2 separate regions of the Mus musculus genome follow, and region 1 is linked to region 2. A link is a loop called in an ENCODE intact Hi-C map of the cell type or tissue named here. Cell type or tissue: heart. All regions are shown on one strand.

Region 1 (2,500 bases), 50 kb after region 2:
TAACTAATGTAGATGGTAAGTTTCCTGTTATATGTATTTAACCACAATTTTAACGTGTGGTTTAGAGGCAAAATAATGGCTCAGCAGTTAAGAGCACTGACTGCTCTCCCAGAAGACCTGGTTGCACTCACATGGCTGTAGCTTCAGTCTCTGGGGATTTAATGGCTTTTTCTTCCTCTGTGAGGACTGTGTGCACATGGTACCAAACATGTGCATACATACAGGTAAGCACACCCATATACATACAACAAAACAAAACAGTTTTAAGTAAAATATGTTTAGAAAACAGAAAACAACAGCAAGCACCATATAATAAGAGAGCAGAAACTAGGCAAGGGCAAACAGTTTACAAACTGCACTGTTAAATCCTTAGGTTGTAGACATAGCTCAGCGGGACGGTTGTCATGCACAGAGTCCTGGGTTTGAAACTCAGGGCCCAAGATAAATAAGTCATAACAAATAAAAATCCAGTTGTACACTTGCCACATGACAGTTAAAATAGAATAGCCTAGAAACGTGGAGATCCACACACTGTTTCTGCGAGGGCTGCTCCTTAGGGGTGACCCACACAACATCCTGCAGACCACGTTTATTTTAAAGAGAGGTTGCATTGCTAAGCAGAATGACCCCATTCAGTCACTGGCACGACTGCCTGAGCTCCTGTCTGTCTTGCAAAGTTGTCAGAACTGTGTGAAATCTCTCTCTGGGGGACAACCCCCCACCCCACTCCCAGCATGGGATTCCAGGACAAAGTCCAATCTGTTTCAATACTCTGATGGCCAAAGGGCGGAAGGGGCACAGAGCCTCTTCAGACTAGCCACTCCTGCCAGTATAACTACCACCCTGCCACTGTGCTGCCCGACTGTGCTGACCATGGGCCACTGCTGACCTATTGTGCTGGCCACGGGACTGACCACTGTGTCTGCACTCAGCCTTTCCTAGCTCACAGAGCTAAGGTCACACTGGAGATGACTTTTAAGCCACTTCCAGCTTTCCGATCCACTTCGTGGGGTCAAAGGGAGACAGTTACTTTCAGAGTTTGCTCACTGGGTCAGGAAGTGACATTCCTTGAGAAAAACATAACAGAGGGAAGGCTCCCCTCTGAGGAGGCCTGTAAACACGTGGAGGCTCACATTAGGACTTCCTGAATTAGGAAGATGAAAAAAGAAAAGGAAGAAACCAGTCAAATCAGCGGTAACCTTGGAAACTGAGTTCCTGGTGAAGGATGCGGGCCACTGCTGGGCATCTTCCTGAGGGTGGAGGAGGGAGGATTACAGAAAAGCAGAGCTGTTCAGTTAGTACTGAGAGAGGGAGGTGCTAAATCCCAGGAGACAGGCCACTGCTCGCTGTGTTAGAAATTTTAAGGTGTGTGTGTGTGTGTGTGTGTGTGTGTGTGTGTGTGTGTGTGTGTGTGTGTTTATTTATTTATGTATTGTAGTCATATGAGTGCTCTATTGCCTGTGTGCCTGCATGCCAGAAAAGGACATCTGATCCCATTACAGATGGTTGAGAGCCACCATGTGGTTGCTAGGAATTAAACTCAACACCTCTGGAAGAGCAGCCAGTGCTCTTAACTGCTGAGCTATCTCTCCAGCCCAGATATATTTTGGTTTAAAAATTATGTCTAATGCTAGAGAGACAGCTCAGTGGGTAGCATGCTTGCTGTGCAATCCTGGGAATCTGAGTTTGGCTCCCCAGAGCTCATGTAGAAGCTGGGTGTGGCAGCACACGCCTGTAATCCCAGACCTGGGAAGGCCAAGACAGGAGAATCCTGGAGCTCACTGGCCAGCTATCTGGATCTTCCTGGTGAGCTTCATGTTCAGTGAGAGAACCTATCTCAAAAACAATAAGGTGGAGAGGAAAATGGAGAAAGCTATCCTGGTATCTGTCCTCAACACGGGCTCATATCAGCAAGAGATCTGCCTCCCAATGTGCATGTGCTCACGCGAGCCTTGGAGCTAGAGTTAAGGGACTCTGAGCCACCAGACTGTGGGTGCTGGAAACTGAACCTGAGGTCTCTAGTAAAAGATCAGTAACACTCTTAACAGCCATGCTGCCTCTCCAGCTCCTGGTTAAAGATATTGTAAAGAGACTGTATCCCCAGCCCCAGCCCCTTGGATATCAGGCTACTGAGACAATGGACATCAAAGAATTAGAATTCCCAGAACTTGGATGTGGAAAGAGGAAATGCCTAGGACCTGCCTGAGGGTTCTGACAGTACCTTGCAGGATGAACCAGGGCTGAGTCATGAGGGATGATGGGACCACAATTTGACCAGGACCGCTCAGTTATGCAGTTCCTCTTTTCAGTACAGCCACACAGAATAAAGCTCCAATCTTTGCCTTTTGCTCTCATTTCGTTTAATTGGCCTACTGAGAGCAGAATCTGGTCTGAACAACTCAGTTAACCTCCAGATGCTGGGAAGAGACTGTCCAACGCTTGACCAGCAAGTCATGTGCCGGATGTTCCATCTCCCAGACCTTGGGGTGACCACTGCCTC
Region 2 (2,500 bases):
AACTGGGGTCATCAAAATTGGGAGCAAATATGCTACCCTAGCTGAGCAATCTCAGCAACCCTACATTTCTATTTTTAAATGGAAAACATCTTATTCTGGGGCTGGAAAGATGGCTCAGTAGTCATGAACACATGCTGCTCTTATAGAGAAAAGTTCTTGTAGAGATTTCCACACTGGGTGGCTGGTACCCAGGGGCTCCAATACTGACTTCTGGCTTCCCCAGGCACCTGCACACATGTGACACACAAGCACACGAATACACATATCCAAACACGCACACATGCATGCACACACACACACAGACACACTATTTTTATGAAATCTACCTAAACCAGCTGGGCTCGGTGGCACACATCTGTAATCCCAGGCCTTGGGAAGAAGATCGGGAATTTGAGGCCAACCTGGGCTACCTAGGGAGGTGAATGAATTCAAATTTTGTCCTGGAGTTAAGATGTGATGAATTAAGATTTGGTCCAAAATAGTTTTTGAACCTACTAAAGATTATTTTCTTTCTATTCAGGATGTTAGGTTACACGATGAAATAAGAAAGTGGGGCCAAGGGCCAGGTGTGGTGACACATTCCTGTAACCTCAGGACTGGGAGACACAGGCAAGTAGGATCAGAGCCAGCCTGGGCTAAGTAACAAGTGCCAGGCCAGCCTGGGCTACAAAGCAAAACTCTGGATAGGAGAGGGGGAGGGGGAGGGATGGGAAGGGGAGGGCAGGGAAGGGGAGGGAAGACAAGGGAGGGGAGGGAAAGGAAGAGGAAGGGAGGGGAGGAGGAAAGAATGAAATGTCACTCCCTGACCTGAGTTTGAGCTCCAGCAGGATCCTCAGGGTCAAAGAAAGCATCAATTCACACAAGATGTCCTTTGACCTCCACTCATGTAACACACACACACACACACACACACACACACACACGCACACGCACACGCACACGCACACGCACGCACACACATGCACGCACCCACACACGTGCACATGATAAAAGTAAATTTGAAACATAAAAAGGGGCCGGGCGTGGTGGCGGCGCACGCCTTTGATCCCAGCACTTGGGAGGCAGAGGCAGGCAGATTTCTGAGTTTGAGGCCAGCCTGGTCTACAAAGTGAGTTCAAGGACAGCCAGGGCTGTACAGATAAACCCTGTCTCGAAAAAAAGAAAGAAAGAAAGAAAGAAAAGAAAGCGCCTTACCACTCTGAGGGAAGCCAAGAAGGAGAGGTTTTTAGACAGTTTGTGGAAGAGCACGTCAGCGAGACTCACAAGGGCCACAATGCTGTCAAAGATGTTCCAGCCGTGCCGGAAGTAGTGGTAAGGGTCTAGCGCAATGATCTTGAGACACATTTCCGCTATGAAAATTCCAGTGAAAACCTGCAGTGGAACAAAGGACAAGCGGGAGCTAGCTTTGCTTTGGAGGTTCCTGCTTAAGGACGGTCTGAGGGACCCACAGTGCACGGTGCCTGAGGCCATCCTGTGCTCCAGGCACAGGATGCAGAGGCCCAGGCGGCTCACTACACTACCATAGCTGCAGCCACCAGGAGGCGCTAAAAGCCAGGTCGGCTGACTGTTGGGGCAGGGGCTGTGCCCCCAAGACCCAGATCTTTCCTCCAGCTACATTTCTGTTTTAAAGTGTTTTTATTGTTGACTTCTTACGTTATCGTACACGGCAATGTGTTGGATAACATTTTGACACATGCATGTCACATACTCTTCTTGATTGTCTTCCTCCCCTATGCCCTCTGCCCTGCTCCACTGCCCTCCCCCACTCCTCCTGATCTGTCTCACTAGCGCCCCCCTAAGAAGATACTTAAAACTGGAGCGGTTCCTTATTTTAATATTTAAAACTTATGTATTGCGTTTTCAGTTATAGAAATAGAACTGTAGAAGAAGATTGGATATTCTGGAAAGATTTTCAATCCATTTATCCATTAGCTAATTAGAGTAAAGCATCCACTGACTAATTGTTGTTTCTGATATATGAGAGACTCAATTCCCCATGAGGGGGGAAAAAACGCCTCCCACCGGAACCATGAAAGAGAGTGAGCGATCGTTCAAAGTTTGGCTTCCTCCTTATCTTAGGTTTCCCAGTTTAACGGAGACGCACTCAGTTTCATAAGAACCAGTGACATCCGAGTCCACCCATCCTCACTGTCTTTCGGGAACACCCACTCACATCTTCCAGGCCTGGCTCATCTTTCCTGAGAATTTACCTATATACCAAATCTACATTATTTTATGATACTCAGTGTCCCCAGAACAAAGGGCCATGGAGGTCATTACCCTGGGTCTCTGGAGACAGCTTTTTCTTAGAGGGATGGATGTTGTGAGACAGGGTCTCGTGTAGTCGAGGCTGGCACTGAACTTGCTCTGTGACTGAGGATAACTTTGAACTTCTGATCTTCCTGCCTCTACCTGCTGAGTGCTGGGGTCACACACATGCACCACCACGCCCGATTTATGTGGTGGTGCTGTGGACTGAACCCAAGGCTTCCTGCATACT

The links. A loop is a pair of places that touch in the nucleus more often than their neighbours do. Peaks named below come from ENCODE experiments on the same cell type or tissue, not always from the same donor. Only the 100,000 strongest peaks of a DNase experiment are listed, where the experiment ranks them.
Region 1: it touches region 2 in a loop (4-fold over the local background); 3 of 42 quality-filtered maps call a loop at or near these places.

Annotation. Positions count from the first base shown.
Region 1 is chr9:119,841,476-119,843,975 of GRCm38, forward strand. No RefSeq gene overlaps it. Among named protein-coding and RNA genes, the nearest start is that of Scn11a, 17 kb to the left of the region's middle. In heart, a CTCF peak has its summit at 1,547; no DNase peak of the experiment used is centred here; H3K27ac peaks cover 273 bases.
Region 2 is chr9:119,791,143-119,793,642 of GRCm38, forward strand. It overlaps Scn11a (sodium channel, voltage-gated, type XI, alpha), which reads right to left. Exons shown (of 27, transcript NM_011887.3): 14 at 1,195-1,371. Among named protein-coding and RNA genes, the nearest start is that of Scn11a, 33 kb to the right of the region's middle. In heart, a CTCF peak has its summit at 1,542 (motif pointing right); no DNase peak of the experiment used is centred here.